Linked DNA regions of Mus musculus: all the other regions are linked to region 3. The links are chromatin loops, found by intact Hi-C in ENCODE. Cell type or tissue: heart. All regions are shown on one strand. Links, peaks and the distances in the headings refer to the core of each region. The heading gives the core; the rest is flanking DNA.

What was found. Peaks named below come from ENCODE experiments on the same cell type or tissue, not always from the same donor. Only the 100,000 strongest peaks of a DNase experiment are listed, where the experiment ranks them.
Region 1: a loop joins it to region 3, with 2.9 times the contacts of the local background. A loop is called at or near these places in 8 of 42 quality-filtered maps.
Region 2: it touches region 3 in a loop (2.5-fold over the local background); 3 of 42 quality-filtered maps call a loop at or near these places.

The regions. Positions count from the first base shown.
Region 1 is chr2:13,289,469-13,291,968 of GRCm38, forward strand. The region is part of intron 60 of Cubn (cubilin (intrinsic factor-cobalamin receptor)); the gene reads right to left. The region is part of intron 2 of Gm13270 (a long non-coding RNA gene); the gene reads left to right. Among named protein-coding and RNA genes, the nearest start is that of Gm13270, 19 kb to the left of the region's middle. In heart, for the core only: a CTCF peak has its summit at 1,314 (motif pointing right); no DNase peak of the experiment used is centred there.
Region 2 is chr2:13,721,232-13,732,511 of GRCm38, forward strand. St8sia6 (ST8 alpha-N-acetyl-neuraminide alpha-2,8-sialyltransferase 6) reads right to left here. Exons shown (of 8, transcript NM_145838.1): 3 at 2,212-2,301. Among named protein-coding and RNA genes, the nearest start is that of St8sia6, 67 kb to the right of the region's middle. In heart, for the core only: no CTCF peak of the experiment used is centred there; no DNase peak of the experiment used is centred there.
Region 3 is chr2:13,788,076-13,799,355 of GRCm38, forward strand. St8sia6 (ST8 alpha-N-acetyl-neuraminide alpha-2,8-sialyltransferase 6) reads right to left here and starts at 5,445. Exons shown (of 8, transcript NM_145838.1): 1 at 5,269-5,445; 2 at 4,679-4,777. The coding sequence starts at 5,369. In heart, for the core only: a CTCF peak has its summit at 5,536; a DNase peak (open chromatin) is centred at 5,726; H3K4me3 peaks cover 1,582 bases; H3K27ac peaks cover 768 bases; H3K27me3 peaks cover 2,356 bases.

The DNA.
Region 1 (2,500 bases), core at 1-2,500, 500 kb before region 3:
CTCGCTTCTTGGTAAGTGCTTTGACCCTTCCCTATGACCCACATGCCTTGGTTTGTTTTATGTTGCTGTACCAGAGTACCATAGACCATGTCATTTATACACAAGTAAGTTAATTGTGATATTTCTGAGGATTGAGGAACATTCAGAATTCAAGGGGCAGACTTTGATGAGGGCCTTCTTGCCTTCTAACATATGAGCATCCTAAGAAGATCATCAGGAGCATGCCAGCTCGGCAATCTCTTCCTCTCCTGGGGTGATACTATTCACCCCATGATAGGAACCCCACTCTCATGACTTCATCTAACCCCAGTTATACCTCAAAGCCCCCCATACCTTTAGCATATGGATATAAGGTTTACATTTCTACCACAGGTACTTGAGTGATATGTACACACCACAGCATCACCCTTCCCTAAAATATTCTCCCTGAGTCTACTCTATCTCAATAAACAGCTCAAGTCTAAATTCCAGTCATACTCAACTCTCCCATTCCCATGATAAGCATCCCCACTTTGTTCCACTTTCGAAATATATTGTATCAATGCCATGTGACACAGTTTCTTCAGAACATGGCTCACAGATCAATTGCACAGAGCACTCACAGAGTTCTGCACCGTAGTGCCCAGGTGTTTGATGACCTAGAGTATGTGTCTATTCTTCCTACAAAACTATACCTTGTACCCAATGCAGAACTTGCAAGCCCTGGTCAATGCTGTTGCTTCTCTCCCTTCCCAGTGCTTGCTGCCTCTGACAGTCTCCTCCCTTGGAGACATAGTCTTTCTTGAAGGACTGATAATCCCTAGTCATAGACCTTTTACTCAAATGTCACCTCCCCTGAGAGTCTAATCCCACACAGTGGGGCCCTCCTCCAATACCATCTTGTTTTATTTTACTGTGATGAAACTCAATCAATGTAATGCTTATTTACTTTGATTGGGCGCCCCCTCTGCACAAGTGTGAGTTTCACAGGAAGAGAAACGGAGTTATGCTCAGAAGTGTCTCTAGCATCCAGAACTACTGATGGCTTTCACAGATTTTTACAAACACCCAAAGAAATAGTGAGGATTTGTATATCCCTCAAACACTTTACTAAAAAATAAATAAATAAATAAATAAATTAATATAGTATGTTTTCATTTTTATGTCTATGTTGTTAATTTTTATTGTACTTTAATAATGATTTTCTGTGTTTCTGTAGCCCTGAATATGAGTTCATAACAGAACCACATTAGATCAGAAATCTCAGAGTAGTGTGGCCACTGATGTTATAAAATGAACATGATAAATTTCAAAATTAAAAAATGAAACAAAACTGACCACTAGATGGTGCTGTCTCTTCTATATGAATTCACGAGGAGCACAGAAAAGTGAAGTTCTGTAGTCAAACACCCTCACTTTATAGAGAAGAGTTGCCAAGTTAAAGACAACATACTTTTTCTGCTAAGTGAGGTTTCATTACAACCACTGTGGTCTATACAAGCTTTCACTTGTATCATGTACCTGGCTTGTGTTGGGTAGTGTGTATATGGAGAGACATAAGAGCATTTATGTACCTTCAAGGTGCTCATAAAATAGTGAGAAGAAAGAGCTAAATATAAACGTATGTGCGCGCATGTGCGTGTGTGTGTGTGTGTGTGTGTCTGTGTGTGTGTTGCTGTTTACAGATATATCTACAAATATGCATGGAAAAATATAAAAAAGAAACCAAAGAAAAGAAAAGGTAATTCTGTCAAATAATATCAAGGAGATTCATACTATAAAAGAGAGAGAGAGTCGGGGAAGACCACCCAGTTCATGCCGAGGAGCCTGGGTCTTACTTTACAAGACCAACGTCAGTTAGAGACTGGTAGATGTGAGGGGCAGGACAAGGACAAGCTAGGGCTGGGTAGAAGGTGGCCCTGTGCTGGTACTATATTCATCCAACCACATTAAAGTAAGAGTTAGCGTAACTGATTGGAATATATAGTTACAAACTGCATGACTACTAGCCTCCTGTATGATCAAACCTGAAATTATTTCTCTGTTCTGTTCCTTGCCAACACCAAATCTCTTGCTGTGGGTAGACCCTGAACAACACTGGAGCAGGGACTGCATGTCTGTGGTGAGTTAGTGTCTGAACACTAACTCAGGCACACCTTGCCTTCTAGAAGCCTTGTTTCTTGGTGTCACTGTGACAAAATGCCTATAATAGTCAACTCAAGATATACTTTGTCTCTAGGACTCAGTCTTTGCACGACTAATCTCTATAGCAACACAGTTATAGAGCTTTGTTGTTCTAGGACTGTGTTAAGGTCATGACAGAAGGACACACAGGGGGTGGGGGTTATATACTTCACAGAAGCACTGATGCAGATAGAAAAGAGTGGTTGGGACTCAGGTATCTTTCAAACGGCAGTGTCCTCAGTAACCTACCTTCCTAACTGACTCCCATGCTACCAACCATGTCTTCTTAACGGCTGTGCTTTGGTGGGTCATGTAAGATTCAAAGTATCACAGTAAT
Region 2 (11,280 bases), core at 4,949-7,448, 66 kb before region 3:
CAAGAGGTTTAGAATGGAGAGCTAGAGCAAAGCATTGTAACAGCCACCGGCCTACAAACAAGACAGTTCTGCCAGGATCAAAGCAGATGTGAAGTGCCACGTACAATGCTCGAGCCATTCTGAGTCCAGTGAGTGAACTGTGCAGGTGAGAAGCGTTGGAATATCTGTCCAATCCATCTACAGGTCTGTTCTCAAGAGTGTATGGTCAGATTATAGGTACTATTAACAATATATCACTGAACCAAAAGAGGGAAAGAGAGCGATGGAGAGGGAGGAAGAGAGGGAAGGAAGACAGAAGGGAGAAAAGAACAAAGAGAGAAAAAGAGGTAGATAGATAGATAGATAGATAGATAGATAGACAGATCGTCAGTCATAAAGTCATATTCATCTTTTTGGCAATGATGTATTGCAGTTAACCTGGAAACCTGGAATGGCCTTGTATGGAGAACATTTCTTTTTCTCCCTCACTCTTTTTGATCCTTTATGTATGTTCCAAGGTGCTCAAATCCAACAAATAAATAGTAAAATAGTAAAAGAGCCTACAGTCTGCAAAGGAAGACTGTGTAGGCTCACCTCTCTGAAGAAAAACAGCCAAAACTTGGAGATCTACAAAGGACTAGAAGTGGGAACAGAGCATCTGGGGTGGCAATGGAGGCCACACAGTACAGGTGCTTTCTCTAGGAAGCTTATCACTAATCATCTGGATCTAAAGAGAAGGTGATAAGTCCTAATAGTCCTAATGGTCCTAATAGTCCATCTGTTGTGCAGGATTAGGCTGTCCAACTGAACTGACTCAAATCAGAGCCCACATAGCATTGTTATGTTTTCCAGTGGTTTCAAGAATCTGGGCTGTCTATGTTTTCCAGTGGTTTCAAGAATCTGGGCGGTCAGAAGGCTGAGTCAAAACAGAGAGAGGCATGGGACATCAAGGGTTGCCATGTTGGTCTGGCCTTCCCAAGGAGGATTTAGTCTAGAACAGTCCATGAGATTTCTATGTGAGCTGCATCAGATTCTTCACACAGCAGGCTCCATTGTGAAACAGCTCCCTATTGTATAAAGAAAGTGCTGAACATTCTCAAAGGGGACCTGCCTCCTGCACGCTGGGGAGCACTTAGCTCTATCATAGTCTGGAAGCTACTACTAGGGAGCTCAAAGCATTTAGTAGAAGTCCTACACTGGCTTGTCCCAGCGTACAGTTGCAAAGCAGGCTGGACCAGTTCACCTACACCCTGGCTTCTCTTCTCAGGTCAGCCTCCTACACACACGGAAAGAGAAAATGGATTACCTGCTCAATCCCTTCCTTCTCTGTCCACACCATTTTCACAGTTGAAAAGTAAGAGAGGGGTATTAGCATAAAGCATGAAAGAAAAGCACAGAGAAGAAGGACCCTGGGTCAGTCTCGCTTACACAGCCGCCTACAAGGAAATTAACTCTGTCTCCTGCCTGTTGCCAGCTTCTCCATTTCTCAGCCAAGCACTCAGCAAATGAAATATAGAAACTTCTTTTCAGAAGATTCTCTTGCCCTTCCCACTCCACACACCCCCTTTACACACTTTTTTTTTGTCAGTCCTGGAATTGAACCTTGGGCCCTGTATGTGTTAAACAGGCCCCTACATCTTGAGATATGTGCCCAGGCTCCTTTAAGGAGCTAACAAACACAGCACTACTCCACACTCCACAGGCAGAGTCTTACTAGATTTTCTCAGCTACAATCCAAGCAGCACCCCAGATATCAGAACCTTGGGCCACCAACACCTCTTCCTTGCATAGAGATTAGACATGTTGGTTTGCCTTCTCCCTAGTTTGAAGAAGAGGATGTAGGGGATCATTGAAAAGTATGAGATTATAAACTCCAGTCAGTGAGTGATGGGTGAGCCACAGCTGGGGCCAGGGGTAAACCATTAACCTGAAATTGTAAGCAAAATTTTGTGAAAGGGAACATTTTCCTAGGATAATGCCTCAAACACATATCAAAATTTCAGAAGGGTGTGCAGGCTTTAAGTTTTAGCCAGAACACATAGAGCATAATAAATGTGGATCTAGGACAGTGAAGCTGAGTCCTTCGGCCAGAGCATGACCTTGATCTGCACTGTGTCCCTGCTCCTTCCTCCTCAACTGGAGGGGCATTCTCAGAGCCAAATCCAGCCTGAAGTGAGCCCAGCCTGATTTTCCAAATCATTTCAAATATGCTTTGGGAAGAGTGCAACTTACCGTCTCGTTTTGTTAGATAAAGAGTTCAAGCTATATTGCAGATCTTTGCATTTCTCTGTTATTTGGGTTGTCTTCTCATCCAGATATGTGCTGTTTCAGGAAAAAGATTGGAAAAAATGATTTAATATCAAAGTATGTAAGATATTATTAATATAAATCAGATTTAATTGATAAGGGGTTGTATCCAAATGAAGCTTGGATTTTATTCCTTTATTGAATTTCTCCCTGGGAAACGAAATTGATATTGTTACCTCTGATAGATCTAAAATTTAAAAATGAAGTTAAACTAAAAAAAAAAAATCCATGCAGAAGGCTTTTTATTTCCATTTTTGCATTTTTGTATTTTCAGGTTAGTATTTATAATAAATAACTGATTTTAATCATTGCGTGTAAATAGCCTTTAAAAAAAAAGAAGAGCTGTCTTGGGTAAGAAGCCTAGAGACACAGGAAATTAATGTTTTCTCCATAAAGAACACAGGTGTATCTGCTTTCTGATTGTTGTAATACTTCTGATATGTTAGCCCCACATGTTGGTTTCTATGAACTCAGAAAATCAGAGGTGGAATACAAGCAAACCAAAAATCAGCATTAGGACAAAGGCAATGGCGTCTTGCACTAATGAGCTCCATGGGCACACTCATGTTATTATCTGACTCTCTGATATAACAAATCTCTTGGACACAGACATGTCAAGTAACTAACTCCTGGACACAGTGAGGGTCATGGACATAGTGTAAACACACTGTGCCTGGATCCACCAGGAAAGACAAGCAAACAGATCTGAGATCTTCTCTGGAGTCAGGACTTCTTGATACACTGGGCATGAGGGGTGATAGAGAAGGAGGGGGCATGAAGGTAAAGAGATAAGCAAGATAGGTTCATGGATAAGTCGACAATATTTTTCAGAGGGGCTTCCTAAAAGTACTGGGTGTGTGTTACCTATGGGCTCACAAAATCTCACCGACGGCCAGCACTATGACTCCGAGTTTGGTGACCTGATTTCAGTTCTTGTAACACACAGTTGAAAGAACACATTCACACAAGTTGTCTGACCTTCACAGTATGTAAGCATCACACACACACACACACACACACACACACACACACACACACACACACACAATCTATCATCTATCTATCTATCTATCTATCTATCTATCTATCTATCTATCTATCTATCTATCCATCCATCCATCCATCCATCCATCCATCCATCCATCCATCTATCTATCTATCTATCTATCTATCTATCTATCTATCTATCTATCTATCTATTTATCTATCTCATGTACACTCACCAAATAATAACAGTAATAATACATTTGATAAAACAAACTCTGAGTCCCAATATAATTTCTTTCCCTACTTCTTCCTTCCCACCTCTCATCCTCTCTCTAGAAGCACTTCTTGTGCTAGTCTAATGTATTATCGTGCTCCCAAGCATTTGTTTATTTCTAATTTGTTGTGTGTTTTATCCAGGCAGCACTGTTAATGAAGTGAATTACCCAGCCAGCAGTGCTTTGAATTATGATGCCTTTGTAATGCTCAATTGTGGGCCGGTGACAACCAGAGACCAATAGAACTGTCATATACACCTTCCCTTAAACTGGAAAGTATCTTTCTTAATAAAAACAAAATAGCTTTGCCCAGCCATAAACCAGGCATGCGGTGTGCAAATTAGAGAAGAGTGTCTGATGCAGAGTGGAGATGAAGAGGCAAAGGGGGTCTTTGGAGTCAGTGAGGATGACCTTGCCTTTGGGCTTCAGTCTGGCCTTAGCCTTCAGCAGGGGAGTTTCTCTTTAATTTTTACCAATAACACAGCTAACAGGATTAAATGGGGCTGGGGTGGGGGTGGGTATGTATGAAAAGACCTGACACATAGAAGCCAATAAATATCTGTTGAGTTCTTGCTCTAAACTCATTGTTGAACTTGACTTCATGTCAGTCAGTAATTCCTCTAGGCCAATTATTCTGTTCTTATAGAGGCTGCCTACATCTCTACCTGCAGGGAGTCACTCAATCCCAAGAGAACAGGCAAGGAGTCTTTTAGTTTCCTTTGCCTTCTGTGTCTCTCCAACCCTTTTTTTCACTTGAAATCTTCAGTTTCTTTCCTGACCTCTACCTTTCTCTGGTGTAAGAAAACAAGAAACGTCTGTAGCTCTGAGGTGGGAAAACTCATGACCAGCAAGCAGATCCATCTTGAAGGTGAGCATGCAACCTTGAGGGGATGCAATGGCAAGCCTTCTTTAACATCCAATTGGGAGGCAAGTTTCTGCTAAGTTAACGGGAATGGAGAAAGGGGCAGTCATGAGGAAAACAGGAATGCCAAAGACTCTGAGTCAGATACAATGTGGTAAAACAAGAGACTGCTATGAGTCAACTGTGGGTTGATGTGTAAGCCTTCCCAGGGATCTAGTTAGAATGATCCAACCCAAAGGACCAGGGTACAGGTGAAACAGACTGGATATTGCAAGCCACAGAAAAAGGCACAGAAGCAAACGACATCACAGTCTGCTGCAAGGAGCACATTTTAAACAAGATGAATAATGAGAAGACCCATCTGGTACTAACTCTCAATGGGACCTGAGCTGTTAGTGAAGGGAAAGAAAGCAGAACAGGATTCGGATGGCTCCTAGGCACTGTCTGTACAAACAGATTCTGCAAGCTCCAAGTACCATTTCTGTTTCTGTCCCCTTCCAAGTACTTACTGTTGTATAATTCCAGGTCATTGCAATTTTTGGATGAAACCCTCTTACAAAATTATATCAAAGAGAAAATAATGAGCTTATATAATAATCACCAAACTCCACACCAAGGGCCTCTAGCCTCTGCCACCAAGGAGATGTATCTTAGATAGCACTGTGATCCTCCCTCTGGAGATATGCTAGAATTTGGGGAGTAGGTTGGCTTTTAATGCTTCTCAGACAAGCAAGCTGAGATTACTCCAACTGTCCTTCCTGTCCACGTTTCTCTGAAAGGTGACCATCCTTGCTCAGCTGTCCCTGAGCAAGCCTGCCTCACTATGCATCTGAGGCATTTGCCACCTCTGCCACATACTGCCAGCTCCCTAGATGCCTTCCTCCACCAACATCCTCTCACTTGTTGCAAAATAAGCAACTGAAACAATAAAGCTCCTACCATACATATCCCTGGTCCTGATGCCTTAGGACTGGTGACTTGACAAATTCATGGTGTCCAGTTGGTCCGGCCCTCTATGTGCCTTAACAACTCTATTTCAAGCCTCAGTTCTCTCAGTGGCCACTGTAGGCGTTCGGTTCTAGTGTCTTGACCACTCACTGCCCTGCTAACATCTCATTCAATCATGCTGCCCGTTTCAGAGGATACGGTGCTGCTGGGTGCGATTAATCCGTAGCTGTCAGTCCTGACCTTCTGACTAAAAGAAAGACCTCCTCACTCACATGATGATAATGTATCTGCCACCCCAGCCTTCTCTGTCTCCTCTGTGACCAGGTCCCTCTCTACTACGTTTTCTGAAAGCATCTTTACTCTCTGGCTGTGTACTATTGCCACGATCAATTCACTACTGTCTGGAAATAAAAAGCAAAATATGTCACCTTGCTATTCACTCTCTCTTCATTGCCCATCCTAATTACAAGCCACAGCTGCCCACTTCCTTTATTTATAAATTCACTGACTGGCTTTCAGCAAACATCACTATGTCAAAGGAGATCTCAGTGCCTTGCCTTTGCTTCCCAACTTTCAGGGTATCTGGTTTCACCCACAGTCCTCCTTGCTCCCCAGCTTCTGACTGCTAGTCACAACCCTTCTGCAGCTTTTTATTCTAGACTGTTCTGCATGTATTGGTATTTCCTGTCATTCATTTTCTGATGTGACTTTAAAGTAATGACTGGTCTTTAGCTACAGGTCTTCTGTACATTGCCTCTGGGTCTCCTGCCTTTGAAACCTGCCTTCTCTCCCCAAACCTTTCCACAGACCTCTATTTCTATCATCCTTTCTCATTATCCCCCAGTGGTCTGTCTCTCAGGAACACTTGATCTGAGCATGCCACTTCTCTGCTCCAAATCATCCCCCTTTGGGACATGTAGCCCACTTCCTGGTGGGATATCTAAAACATCAGCCACCTATCTGGCTAGCCTTTGACTATGAGTTTAACGATGGTTTGCTAACCACTAAATGGTACAAATTTCCTTTTCTCTCCATTTCCTGCAAGTCTTATACCATGAATTCTGACCACCTTTGTTACTTAATAATAGAATTTGTTTGGTGCCAACAGACAAGCCATTAGGCATATTTTCAGCATGTAAGGAGGAAGCACTCTTTAATAAGACTGTGGGTTGATGATACAAAAACAAGCATTTTGCCTATCATTGTTATCCCTGTGGATGCTGGGCTTTCTTGAAATTCTGTTTTGATAGGTCATCCTTGAGTTGAAAGTGATTACTTTACAAGTCCACCTGACAAGATTTCACTAGAAAGCAAGAAGTTGGGAGACTGTACTCTCTCTTGCCAGGTAATAGACAGTAAGACTCTGGTACTGCAGAGGCTCTGTCTCAAAGAAATAATGTTACACAAATATGCAGAATTCTGCCTTTGGTCCTTAGTATCCACCAAGGCCTCTGAAGAACAGACTGAATGTGACCTTCTGTGTGTGACCTGCAATCATGCAATCAGATCCCCGGCCAAGTAAAACATTCCAAGGAACAATTGGCATGCAAGAATCTCAGGAACAGCAAGTGCAGCTAAGTTCTATTTATGGTAACATAATCGGTGCCACAACATAAAGCTTAAAGTCTAATCAATTTTACTCTCTGAGGAATGGATGCATTAATAAACAGCAGAGCATAGTTTCTAAACACAGAAAGCTCAAATAAGGATTTTTAAAAATAATTATTTTTAATATCCCTTTCTTCATCCAAGAGTGATAAGACCAGAAACCATGCTGACCAGCAGCAGAAAACCCTATGGAGAGGGGTCTAGCAGGCTGGCCAGCCTCTTGGATTCAGGCCATGGTGATCTCCTGAGTCCTAATTCTAAGCTCAGCAAGCAAATTGTTTATAGTGTGTTCCCCACCCCATGCGGGCTTTCTGAAAAGAGAAGAGCAAGTGTGATGATTAATCAAATCAACCAAGAGACATGTCTCTGGGCAGTCTGTAAGGGGTGCTCTTGGGAAGGGGGAACTAAATAGAGTAGATCCACCATGAGAGTAGGCAGAACTTTCCAGAAGATACAGAGTTGCACGGGGATATGTCATCCGTCCTCAGTGTTTGCATCTTGCTAGTCTGTGCATATACCCTTTTGTTGCTACTGCTGCTGCCATGTTTTGCTAACATTAGAATCCAGATTCTTCTGAAGACAGGAGCTTTTCAAGAATTCTCCAGATATTAGCACCAGACTGAGACCACTGAATTCCAGCGATGTGAACTGAGCAGCTTATCAGTTTCTCAGACTCTGCAGCTCACAGACAGTCATTGATGGACTAACTGGTCCATTTGGTATAAGCCAACCTGATAAATCTTTTATAATAATTGTTCATTCTATCAGTTCTGCTCCTTCAGAGACATGTGTATAGCAAGCATCTAGCCCACCATGTAGCTGGTTGCTCTCAGTCCCTAACAAAGTAGTCTTCTGGATTGGAGATCATTCTTGGATGTGACAAGCATTGCTTCTGACATGTTCATACTCAAACACAGATAAAAGTGTAGTTTGGTGCCTACAAAGATGAGAGACAGATCCTGGTCTTTTCCTTTGTTTGGTCATTCATTAGTTATGTGTGGAGTCTACACCATGTGCCTGGGAGACAGGAGGCACTTGAGATACTACAGTGAATAAGGTCGTATCCTTGGAGCAAGACATCTGCTGGGGAAGACAAGCATATATATGCACACATATCATTTGACTTTGCAGTATGATAGCTAGCTGTTTTTATAATCATATTAATTTCAAGAAACCATGAATCTGTGCATTTAATTCAAAATATGGGAACTGCTCTTAAAATAACAGCATTAATAGAGACTTATTCTTTAAACATGAACACTGCTGACAACTTCAATTGCAAAATATTCTGCAGATCATCTCTGTTTACTTGGCTCTTATCTGTTTCCATTTACCATCAATGAAGATTAATCAGCCACCCCTCAATATTAAGTCAGTTATCAAGATGCACTCTTAAACATTCCTATCATAGAAAGACAGTTTTCAAAACTGTAAATTCAAAGCTGTTGTAGATATATAAAATGATATACATTAATGATTTTATTTTGCTCATAAGGGACCCAGTTAAAGCTATCCACAGTACCAATCATTTATAAATCAATAATATTGTGATGAATATGTGATGAAAACCAGGTAGGGAGGGGTAAGGTAATTTGCATATTTACAGACAAAAATTAGTTTGCATAATAGCTAAGGCTTAGAGTTCTCAAATGTCTCCCATAGGATCATACTAAGATAATTCAGAGTTGTGGGATCTAAACACAGCAACCTTACTAATAAACCTGATGGCTAGATTTCATGGTCACTAGAAGAGGAATAACACAAACATAAGCAGGCTTACCCAGCTGTGAACTCTATGAACTATAATAGAAATCTGCCAGCCAAGATGTGCCCACAATGGAAATAGTGGCACTGCAGTGATAGGTGCAACCAACCACATTTTGCTTAGATTTGGGGCAAGATCCATGCAAGAAATCACGCCTGGAACTACATGTCTGGTGATAAATCATGAGTGTGGCGATCATGCAGGGGTTAGATTGTACCGGTGTTTAAATACGGTGATATGATATCAAACTGACTTCTAAACATATATGTTTGCAGTCATAGGCATATGATACTCTCTGTTTTAATTAGAAGCTTCATTCTACAATGACTGTGTAAATGCATAGACTCATGGTTGTTTAAGATGCTGAGAATAAGGAACAACTGAGCACCCAGCTCTAAACAGGGCATGCACTAGTCCCTTCAACACCAACAATTGGACAAAGCAGCAGTCTATAGAATAGGAAAAGATTTTTCCAGCTACACATTTGATAGAGGGTTAATATGCAAAATATATAATGAACTCCAAAATGATCACCAAAAAAATCAAGCAAACAAATAACCCAGTTAACCACTGGAGTATAGATCTAAGCAGAATTCTTAAAATAGGAAACTCAAATGGCTGAGAATACTTAAAGAAATGTTCGTCATCATAAGTCATAAGGGAAATGCAAAAGGAAACTACTTTGAGATTTTATCATATACCTATCAGAATATCCAAGGTCAATCAAACAAATGACAACTCATGCTGGCAAGGATCTGGAGCAAGGGGCACACTCACCCATTACTGGTGGGAGTGCAATCTCATACATCCACTATAAAAATTAGTGTGGCTATTCCTCAGGAACTTGGAAATGGATATACCTCGTGTTCCAGCTATCTCACTTGTGGGCACATACCCAAAGGTCCCTTCATCTTACCACTTGCTTAACTATGTTCTCCACTGCTCTATTCATACTAGTCAGAAACTGGAAACAAACTAATTGCCCCTCAACATATGAATGAATAAAGAAAATGCAGAAAATTTACACAATGGAACATTACTCATCCACTTAAAAAATGAAATCATGAAATTCACAGGTACATGGATAGAACTAGAAAAAAATCATCCTGAGTGAGGGAAATGTGGTATATATTAGCTTTTATATTGTGTAAATTAGCTGTTAAGTTCAAGATAGCCAAGCTACAATCCATTGAAACATAGAGGTTAGGTATAGAGGTAGGAACTGGGGGGTGTAGGAGTCTCCATAGGAAAGGAAACAGAATAGATAGTTATGGATGGATGAAGGAAGGGTACTGGAATGGGAGAACCAAGTGAGGAAAGGATGGAAGAGATGAAAAACAGAGGGAATATAAATAGAGACAGCTAAAATTAAAGGCCATTTGAGTGATAGTATGAAAACCTAATAACTAAGTAGAGGTCTCCTGAAATATATCCATATATAAAGGCAATCTAAATGAAATCACAAATAATGGATAAGACAGAGTCCCTACCGGACATCTCTTGTCACCAAATGAAGCTTCCAGTGCCTAGATCTTGTTATATTTAATTGAGTTGTTGGCCAAAAGACTCCCATAGCAATTGCCAAAACTATAGGTTGTTCTCTACAAACTGATGGCAAGGTTCCATTGCTGAAGACAACACCTGCACAACTCATTTAACATGGAGAAGTAGATCTGGTGCTTACACAGAGCCTTCACTCCTACATTTTAGTGTCTTTTGTACAGAAAGGTAAAGTGCATGGTACCAGGAGAAATACAAATTCCAACCCAGACACAAAACGTTTGATCTACAATGGTAGGTCACAACATGCTGGGACAAGGGTGGTCCAAAGCTTATAAGAATTAAACAAACAAATAAACAAACAAACAAACAAACAAAAACCTAATGTCTAATTAAGGCTGACTCTATGAGATGGAACCAATACTTGACACTGCTTCTGTGACCAAGAACTTGAGACTAGATAGGCCAGGAGCCTATAGTAAAACCAAATTCTATGATTCTATTAAACGCACGTAACAGTAAAATAACCCCTAATGATACTGTGATACACTCATAGATCAGAGCCTTGCTCAGCCATCATGGAAACAAATACAGGGACCCACAGCCAGACATCATGCAGAGAGTGACCTTGGAACACTCAATCCTAAATGGGATGGGTCTTATCCGGGCTCAGGGCACCCTGATGAAGAGGAGACAATAACAGTGTAAGAGCTAGAGGGGAAGAAGGATGTCAAGGAACAGGGTCCATGAACACATGACTCACAGAGACTGGGGTAGCATGCACGGGGCCTACATGGGTCTGCAAAGTTGTGTCCTAAAGTTGAAAGAAGTGGATACATGCCCCTATCCCCAACCCAACCACTAATGCCAACTGATAACCACTTGTAAATGAAACTCTATTTTTCTCCAAGGAAATCATACTAGGGAAACAGACTATCTCAAGGTCAGACAGAATGCATGACCAGTAGATGGCCAGCCAACACAAAATGAACTCAATGTATCTTTGGAGGTTTCTTGTCTCCGAATGACAAGTCTTTTTTTTTTTTTAA
Region 3 (11,280 bases), core at 4,523-7,022:
TATATATATATGTGTGTGTATGTATATATATATATATATATATATATATATGTATGTATGTATGTGTGTATATATATATGTATGTATATATATACATATACATACATATATATATATATATATAGTTTGAATACTATGTCTTAAAACTTTTAAAATGTGTCTATGGCTAGGTAAATGGCTCAGTGGTACAGTCTAACATGCATGAGACTATGAGTTCAATCCATAATATCACAATTCCAAAGCTCCATTCCAAGGAAAATGTATAGTACCAAACTTTTTCATTATAAGGAGAAAGGAAAAAGCACATAAAAAAAAAAATCAACCCTGCAGCTCAAGACATTGGAAAAGAAGAATAACTTTTTAAAAACTTCAAATAAAATGGAGCACAGAAATACGTTTGAGGAAATGTAAATCCAAAAAGGCCAGAACAGACTTTGACAAAGTTTATGTGAAAAAGAAAGAATTTATTGTTATATTTTAATTCTTAGTGTGTCTTCTTCTCTGTCTTTAATGCATGGCCGTCTCCTAGGCAGTTAGAAATACCCAGTGGGGTACATGGACATGGGGTACACAGGTGTGGGGTACACAGACGTGGTGTACATGGACAGTCTGCAAAGGTTTTACTGACGGGAGCAGGGAGAAAGGAGACATAAGAATTCCCTTCAAAGGAAGGATCATCCAGAGACTGCCCCACCCGGGGATCCACCCCATAAACAACCACCAAACCCAGACACTATCGAATATGCCAACAAGATTTTGCTGACAGGATCCTGATATAGCTGTCTCTTACGAGGCTATGCCAGTGCCTGGCAAATACAGAAGTGGATGCTCACAGCCTTCTATTGGATGGAACACAAGGCCCCTAATGGAGGAGCTAGAGAAAGCACTCAAAGAGCTGAAAGGTGGAACAACAATATGAACTAGCCAGTACCCCCAGAGCTCATGTCTCTAGCTGCATATGTAGCAGAAAATGGCCTAGTCAGCCATCAATGGGAGAAGAGGCCCTTGGTCTTGCGAAGATCATATGCCCCAGTATAGGGGAATGCCAGGTCCAGGAAGCGGGAGTGGGTGGGTTGGGGAGCAGGGGGAGGGGGGAGCGTATAGGAGACTTTCAGAGAGGAAACTAGGAAAGGGGATAGCATTTGAAATGTAAATGAAGAAAATATCTTAAAAAAACACCAGGGCCAAGAAGTAGGAGTGGGTGGGTAGGGGAGTGGGGGGGAGGGAGGGTATGGGGGACTTTTGGGATAGCATTGGAAATGTAAATGAGGAAAATACCTAATTAAAAAAAATCATACATGGAGAACTGATCTTTGGTGATGAAATTTGCCTAGCCTTAGAGTTAAGACCATTAAAATGGTATTCATAAATAAAGCATGTTTTTACTTAAAAAAAAAAAAAAAAAAAGATTTCCCCTTCAAACAACAGATCTTGCTGCAGTTACCAGAGAACTTTGCAGAGGGCGCTTATACACCTGCCTCCTTTCCCATTCAACCACCTCACTGGGTAGCCACTTCCCCAGTCCCTTCCCTCTACTTCCCATAACTTACATTAAAGCTTATGTTTTAATCAAGGCTGTATTTACATTGGGGTGAAAAGGGCAGCCATGGGTTCTGACTTACTGAGAGAAGGTTGGGACTATACAGGGTTAAGTTTGAGGTAGCAATGGCAGAAGGGGGTTGCTAACTCCTCCAATTTAAAACAAACAAACAACAAAAACAATCATTGGATTTTACCAGTGAAGGCTTGGAAGCCAGATGCTGTGGTGACAACCTGCTGGCTCAAAGAGGCAGAGAAAGCACCCAGCTGACCTTCCTCCCCAAACAACATCACAAAAGAAAAGAGAACTTCTTCACACTGTCTCAGAAACCCTTCAAACAGAATGTTCCTTCCTTCTATTTTCTGTGTGGCTCTCTATTAGTCCTCCTGTCCTCCTCTTCCTCTCTGTGGTTTTGGCCTATGCTCACTCCCTGCCAACTGTGGCTTGCTCCTCCTCTTGACTTATGATTCCATTTAATCCTGTTTAAAGTAACCAAAAGGCTCCTGGATTAAGCACACGTGCTAGAACTCAGCAACACCCATAACTAAAACCAGGTTTCTCTAGTAAATAATACAATCTCGGGGTTCACAGTATGATCAAATATCCTGCAACAGAGAAAAGCAAACATTTTAGTGACAGACAAGGACAGGCTGAAAGAAAATCTTCAGCAGATCCCCCAGAGGTAGCATCAGGATGCCCTCTGGCCTCTGGGACTGCAGCAAGAGCATCTAGAACAAGAGTCAGAAGCTGCAGTTCTTACAATGGTCACTGACAGGAAGCTGGCCATCAAACAGAAAAGTGACTGGGGGGTGAGGGGGTGGCCTCCAAGCAGAAAAGGGATGTTATTTTGCAGATAGGAGAGTTAAGACATACCATGCCCCTTTACACCTATGTATCTAGATGCCATCTTAGAGAAACAAGAAGTGGCAAAAATGGCAATCTGATACATGGAGTGTGTACTTTAAGAGAGAATGAATATTATCAGAAAGAGTTGCTTAAACTGTCACACAAGTATACACACACACACACACACACACACACACACACACCACAGACATGCATGTACACATAAAGGAGTTTGAGAACAGGCTCTTGGCTCCATGTGACCTGGATTTGACTCTTGGTTGCACAACTCTATAACATCAGGAAATTATCTTGTGTGTTTCAATTTCTCAATCTATAAAATGAGGAGAACTGTTTTTTCTAACAGTTCAAAAGCATAAATGAGTTAATAAATATAAAGTGCTTGGATCAGTGTCTGCTACACAAGAAGCATTCAAGGGATGATGGCTACTCTTAATATTGCTAAGATCAGTAACAAGGAAGAGCAGGCCAGCCACTGAGACATGAAAAAACTGCCAGTTTCTCTACATAGCCAAGCAGTAGTGAATTTCAATTTACTCCCCTGCTCCATGAATAATAAAAATCATGAATGAGAAAGATATAAAATAGATCAAAGGACAAAGAGGTTTTTTTTTCTGTCACAAACACAGCAGTCTGGTTTAAACAAAAAGAATATCTTTTTAAAAAATGGACCATATTCAGTAAAAATATAAATTGCCAATATTAGTTCAAGAAGTATAGCAAGTAGATTTTTCAAAGGAAGGATGCCAAAGAAATAAAAATTAATTAGTGACCTCTGGAAAGACCTGGGACAAGAGAACTAAGGAGTATGTGCTTTGGATTTCTCAAAAGGAAACCCCCAGAATGAACAATAATAGTTCAACGACTGACTTGTGGGCAGAAGTCCTCTCACCCTCATTTCATAAGCAAAGCTACTCCTTCCATGAAATCAAGAAAGTTGGGTGAAATCAAGCACATATCAGTCTTTTTATCAAGAGTTTTATTACTCCAGGATTTCCTAGTGTCCCTACCAGACTCGGGAATTCCAATGAGGCACCTGTGGCAATAATTCTTCAGTGCAGTTTCTTCTAAGTACTTCCAGATCTTTCTGAGGATCAGGCCCAGAGCCTTGTGGAAAGCAATGTCCAGTCATGCAATCAGAAGATTAAGGTGGATTCAAGAGCCAAGAATATACAGAAGGATGAAGAGGAAGAGAGAGGGGGAGGCAGTATACAAAATTGCCATCGTTATAACAAAGCAGAACAGGATGCAGCCTGCTCCGGGGACGTGTGGAAGCAGAAATTGATTCAACTCTTCTTGGAAGCAATTGGAAAGAAACGTGATTTAGAACGTTAAATGCACGTTCATTTTTACCTAATAATCCAACTTCCTATCAGTCCTCCTAAGGAAATGAGTCTGAAATGAAGATAAAGATTTACATACAAAGATAGACTCAATAGAATGTCTCCTAGCAAACAAAACGAAATGAAGATAGGAAAGCATTTAAATGAGTAAAGAAAAAATTATTAAATAGACTACAGAATATTAAGATGGTGAATAACTAGTAACAAGCAACATTGGTGGGAGGTGGTAAAATCATGTTCAGGCCTATGATCCTTTAGGGGAAAAAGATGACACACAAACACAAAGTACAATCTCACATGTACTTTTCACATATAGGAAATAGACATTACAGAGACATAAAGTAGTCCTAACCTGAAAATGATACCTGGGTCTGGGCTCTGAGTTAATATTAAATTCTCTTATGTATTTCCCCTATGGCTTTCTATATTAAGTTGTGTTATTTCTATAATCAGAATAATAGATATCCAATAATTACTGTACATTAATACACACCCACAGTAAGGAAGAAATGTAAGTTCTTTTTCATCCAGGACAAACACACTGAAGAATTGTATTCCTTCGATCTCAACACAGATGCACTTTAAAGAACAGAAAACAAAACCCACAAACCAAATCTCTCAGTAAAGATAGACAAGTGCCTTCTCTGGGGTTTTCCACACACCTTTATCTACAGAATTCAGTACCCATCTTTGAAAGTGTAGCCGATATGGAGAGATGTGTTTTTAAAGGTTGATGTGCGTAGTCTCTCTCTCTCTCTCTCTCTCTCTCTCTCTCTCTCTCTCTCTCTCTCTCTCTCTCTCTCTCTCTCTCTCTGTCAAAGACAGACAGAGACAGACAGACAGAGATATCCAGGCAAAACGCTCAAGTGAGTTCCACGGGTCTCGCAGTCTTGCCCAGACCTTGTCCATCTGTCCCTAGTGGCCTTAGTACCTGTTCCTGGTGCGTGGTACCGGGGTTGTCGGGCTCCAGAGTGTCTTCAGTGCAGCTGAGGTACCACTGGTGTCCTCTCTGCTTCCCTCCATCAACAGCCTGCACAGCCAGGGAGAAAACTAAGTTATTACACCGCGTTGGAAGCCAGTGTGGCTGGCAGACTGGGCACTGCACTCCAGACGTAATCAGAGCATCTTTGTGCACCCCAGCTCCCGGGATGGGTCCCTAATCTTGAAGTTAGACAGGAAAAATCCCATAGGACAAAACCAGGAGTAGAATGGGGGAGTCCTGGAGCCTGGCGGGAAACCTCTTCAGGAGGTTCCGCTCTGCAGCTCCCTCGCCCACAGAGGCACTATCCGGAGCCCTCCCAACCCCGACGTGTCCCTTTCCACTTCAAACCAAGACATCCGGCCAAGCGTCGCCTCTCCGCGACCCCTGATCTCCACCCTACCCTCAAGGAGCTGCTTAGTCAAAAGTCTAAAGTGGTCAGTCACCCGGATCTTTCCGGGCGTCCCCTGGAAGCAACACCCAGAGCACAGCGTGGGCGCACCGGACCTTTCAGGTGGGGCGAGTTGAGGCCGGGGAATTACCTGGAGCGGGCAGGCGCGTCGGCTGGGCACCAGAGCATACGCAGGAGGAGCAGCAGCATCAGGCTGCCTATGAGGGCGAACAGCGTGCCCCCCGATCTCATCCTGAGCCACGGGCGTCCTCGCCGCCAAAGCTGCCGGGGCGAAGCGCAGCCCGGGCGGCACCGACTCGCCGCTCCGGTCACCGCCTTCGCCGCCGCCGCCACCGCGGCCGCTGCCACGCACACCCCCAGCGTTCAAAGGCGGTGGCGCGGGCCCGCACTCTGGGGGCTGCCCAGAGCCCAGCCTGCAACAGTGTTGCTGGGCACCGAGCCGAAGAAGCCGCGTTCGGGCTCGCTCGCTTCTTCCAAGCCAGCCCCGGCCGCCGAAGCTGGCGAAGCTGGCGGACAGCTAGCGGATGACGATTCTCCAAGCTCGTCGCTTGTCCTCCCGGAGGCGCTCGGAGCCGCTGCGGGCTCTGGTCGCTGCAGCCGCCGCTGCCTCTGCCTACTGCTGCCGCCGCCGCCACGCGGGGTCACCTGAAGGTTGGGGTATGAGCGCTCAACTCCGCGCTGATTGGGCTCCAACTTTTCAGCTGCTCTCACCTTCGCCCGAGTGCGCGCTTGGCCCCAAGTGACCCACCCAATCACATTGCGACTCTGCTATGTAGCTGAGGCCCTGAGCTAGAACCTGGAGGACTGAAGAGAAGAGCAGAAAGGACCCACTTCAAAAAGTTTGCAAACTGGGTTGCTCAGTTGGATCCTCCCACGTGCCTGAAAGCTGCCAGGAACTTGGTAACGTTTGAGTAGACTGGCATTGCATGGCACCTTCCCACGACGTTCCGTGGACAGTTGACACCAAATTACCAAGAGATCTTCAAGGGCAATTTGTCCACCCACCTTTGACCAGAGTCATCTCTGCTTGCTTTAAAACAACTGTTTTATTGGACATCTTTGTGTCCAGTAATTTGTATTATTGATGAGCATGCGATTGTGTGACAGATTGACTGCTTATAAGGGCAGAATTGAGTAGTGGTGACTGCGAGTCTATAGCTCTCAAAACCTGAAGTGTTTACCATTGTTTACCAAATGTTTTTCAGAAAAACAGATTTGCCTACTGCCAATGGAGGTGATCTCTGGATTTTAAATTCTTGCCTAATCCAGAACCTAATTGGAATTATAACGAACACGAGAATTTCACCAATAAGAGAAAAATGCACCAACCAATCATAGGCAGCTAACTCATCACACCACGCAAAGTCAGTTACCTACATGTAGCCAATCAGGTGATCCCTCTACTAAGACTTTGTGCCCGCCCACCAAAAGCTTGCTGCCCACTGATAGGCAGATATCCCCTCTTCTGTTTCCCAGTGCTGCCTAATTCACGAGTCCTTCTTTGTTCAAGTAAATGGTTGACATTTATTTGTCTCAAATATTTCTTTTCTCGTAGCTATAGGTCGACATCCAGTTTCTGTGTTGAAACTCTATCCTCCAACTGTGATTTGATCCTCAACACGAGGCTGGAGAGATGGCCCACTTGAGTTGGATGAATTAGCTAGGGCAGGGTTCAGTGGGAGGATCTGTGCCAAACAATAAGGTGGAGAGTGATAGAAGACCTCACTCAATACCAGCCTCTGGCTTTTGTTCCTGTACATACGTGCACGCACACATGTATGTACAACACACACACACACACACACACACACACAGAGAGAGAGAGAGAGAGAGAGAGAGAGAGAGAGAGAGAGAGAGAGAGAGAGAGAGAGAGCGCAGAGGGCAGGAGTTTCCTTTCTCACTAATTTGTGAGGGGAGGGGACAACCACCAACCATGAACTTTACAATGCTGTAACTCTGACCTTGAACTCATCCAGATTTTTAAAAATCCGTTGTTGTGTCTTCCACCTAGGCAAGAGTATTTATGAAGAGCTGTAACTGACGAGGACAAAGATGCTTCCTTCAGACCATATTGAGGAATATCTCACTTGTTAGGTAAACTCACGTTTATTGATCAGAACCTCACCTGATGCAGAACAATGAGCCAATGATGAGATGATATAATCTGGCTTTCCAATTATTCTTTTAGAAAACTATCCCAACTCTTTTAGCCTTAACCTATGCTGTCCAAGCATGGTCCATCATCTACCCTAGCCCCTAAGGTTAGGCAAGGCTTTCTCTGCTCTATCTGTTACTCTAGATCCCTGAAGTACACCAACAGAGCATAAACTTCATCATTTGTCACACAGGTACTTCCTGTGATTATTCATTCTACTTTTGAACAGCTGAGGTTATTCCAAAAGCAACCTGAATGCTATATCATTTGGGGGGAAAGCTTAATTTAAAATATCTAGAAGAGCCAGAGAAGTGGCTCAGTGGGTAAAATGGAGTACTGAAACCCAGATTGCAGCACCCACATAGATAGCTAGGCAGCTAGGTCTGGTAGCTCAAGCCTGTAATTTTACACAACACTGAGGTGGGGTGGGAATGGGAGAACTCCAGGGCTCTCTGCCCAGTCAATCTAACCAGGACTACTGAGAGGCCCTATCTCATAAATACCATAGAGAGCAATAGCGGAAGATACCCATTGCCATTCTATGCTCCCCCACCCCCAGCCACACACATTTAAGGATTTCTAGTTCCTGGTGCCAATCTGTATCTCCTGGAAAAACACTTGGTTAAAACCAAATCAGAAGTTTGCACATAGTTGATCAGTAAATGGCCAATGAAGTGAAACCACTTTCAAATAAATGTTATTCTCAAAGAGAAGGATTGGGAAGCAGAAAATAAATGTGACTATAGATATGATTTTCTTCTACAGCTCACCACTGTTGTTAAAATGTCACTAATCAAGAAAGAAGAAAGCGCTATTTTTACACAACTGGACCTTTTTAGGGATTCAGTTACTTATTCCACATAGGAGTAATGTGGCTAATTCCAACAGTGCTAAAATGATATAGCAAGATGGATCAGGGATAATGTGCTTGCTCTGAAAGCCTAACAACCTGAGTTGGATCCCTGAACCTACTGGGGAAGGAAAGAGCCAATGCCTAATGGTTGACCTCTGACCTCCATACACAGGAAATGGCACACATGTGTCTATAATTAAGCACACACATCATGTGTGTGTGCACACACAAAGAATAACAAAAAAATCCAAATTAAAGAACAAAGGTTAACTAAAGTAAAATGAAGTGGTGATACAATTCTACATAGTTAGAAGTTTATTCCATCTCTTAAATGAATAGGTACAGCAGACTTATCCTTGAGAGCAGAAGGGTTGCCTGGTTTTGGAAAATATCCTGAGTTGTATTTCCATGCAGACAATTCATACTAACAACAATCTGCAGAAAAGGGAAAGGACATTAGGAATCCACCAGGAAGCTGCAATTTCACCTGATTTACTAAAGTTTAATATTTCAGCACAGCTGGGCTCAAGGCAACTGCAAGTGTCACCCTTGTGCTGGGTCCCCTAAACACCCTTGCTGCAAATGGAGTTGTTTTCTATCATGCCCATGGCTATAGTCCGGGGACTTACAAAAGCCCATTTTGTGAATTTGCAATGGGAATTCAGAGCTGAGCCTTAAAATTTGACAGTGGGAACTTTACCTTAAGCCTCATCATTTAAGTCTTGGGTTGGTAAGGTATTAATTAACTTGCTTATCCTTGAAAGACAAGAAACTTACAAAAGCATCGTCACAAATACTATTTGTCAGTTGAAAACTGATACCAGAGAAGCTATCAACTTTCTACTTGCAGGTTTGACCCCAGAGATCTCTGCCAGGTAAGATTGGGGATATGGTAAGACTAGGAGTTCAGACCCGAGGTCAATCCTCTGTGCTCACTAGTGTGTGAGCAGACCGAATTCTGCCTGTTCTAGGCAGATAGTGGGTTTCAGAGGGCATCTTCTGAGATTTCCAGGTTTTCTGTGTTTCTAGTTTACAAAAGAAGTGCTATTTTATGGGTCATTTACACAGTGCTGCCTTCTCCTGCATTTGTTTACCTACTGCATTAATCAGGGTTCTCTAGAAAATCCAATAATCCAGTAGTTGCTCACAAGACTGGATGGCTCAGCTGGTCTTCATTACATTCTGGAATCCCAAAGAAGTAGTCTCTAATGCCAGTGAAGGCATGGACTCGCTAGCAAGGTGAGCGCAAGCAGGCAAAGAGCAAAACCTTCCCTTTCCCATGTCCTTGCAGAAGTTGTGGCCCAGATTAGAGGTGAGTTTTGCCAGCATTTCAAATGGTCTAGAATAAAGGTTTGTCCTCCCAACTCAAGATCTCCAATAAAGTCACAATTGCCTACCTCAGAGATACAGATTAGGAGTAGATCTTCCTACTTCATATTAATCAAAAATCCCTCAAATGTGTGCCCTCCATCTTTTGGGGGGGGGGTAGTTAATTCTATATGTAGTTAAGTTCACAAGCAAGGGTAGCCATAACACCTAACATGCATGTTCTGTCTCTTGATAGTAGTAGTAGGTTTCCAGTCTTTCCTTCTGTCACTGGCTTTTCACATGCCATGTGTGTGTGTGCGCGTTTGCATGTGCGTGTATGTGTATGTGTGTTTGTGCACACACGCATGTATATGTTGTATGTATGTGGTGCATGCACACATGTGTTTGAAGGTGGAAGCCCTGCTCTATCACTCTCTGCCATATTTCTTTGAGACCGTTTATGTCACTATACTTTGAGCTAGATTGTTCACCCACCAACAAACCCTAGTGATCCTCCTGTCTCAGTTCCCCACAGTGCTGGCTGGTTACAGGCACAGGTGTGGCCACACCCAGCTTTTTACCTGAGTGCTGGACAGCCGAACTCGGCTCCCCAGGCTTCCATAGCAACTCATGTCCCCACCAAGGCACTGTCCCAGCTCTAATGCATTCATTTTGATTCCCTTTTATTGCCTTCCTATTCTGCCACATCCCAACATTTGCTGCTTATATAATCTTTACTATTCTTTATGCATTTTTCCATGAATGTTCCTACTTCAAGAAAATGACTTTAAAAAGAAAGATTGTGGCATATATATATATGTTTGAATAACTGAAAATCTTCCAGAAAGTTAAAAGTGTTTTTATTTGGAGCATATGGTTTTATATAATAGTAACAAATGTTATTCAACAACAACAAAAAAGAGGGCTCAAAGAAAACTAGGGATATGTTTGGTTTCTATAGGCATAGATTTCAGGATTCATGAAGATGGTTTCCAAGTACAGACTGTTTAAACAATGTGTGTATGTTTGTGTGTGTGCATGTGGTATACATACATACATATATATATGTACATATATATATATGTGTGTGTATGTGCATATATATATGATAGATAGATAGATAGATACAAAATATATCTATCTATATCTCTTTAAACATCAGATAGATGGAGAGATCTCCATGGATATAAGAATCATCAATATAAAAAAAGAAATGAATGCTGTAAGGCATAAAGAACCGGTGCACCAGTGAACCCTCATTTACATGACATTTTCCCCTTTCTGTCTAGAAAGGAAAGTATCTGATGTCTCCAGACTGCCTGATCGGTTTTTGCAATATTAAAGATTTGTGAGAATGGCAGGACAATACCACATTCATAACGTTAAAACTACTCCTTGGAGAGGAAATTCATAAGAATAGTATAACCAAAGCTGCATACTTTCAATAAATCATAGAATATAAATAAAAGCAGAAATAATTTCAGGAAATCGATGACCTTGTATGAGGGACATATCTTCAGATATGTCTTATTGCATATCTTTGTCCACTTCTAATCAAATATAAAATATAGAAGGAATTCTAAAAATAAAGCTGGTTTAACTTTAAGAGTAACTGAAATTACACACAAAAATTAGGATCATCACTTACTTTACAAAATATGGTTTTAGTGTAAAAACATTAAAATTAAAAAACATTGATCTCTGAAATCCAGTTAAGAGATCATAAAAGATCAAAGAGAAATGGAAACAGTTATTTAAAAATACTGTTTGGCTGATGTGCTTTCCCATTGCCCATTGTACCTTTGTTTTATTTTAATAAAAAAAAT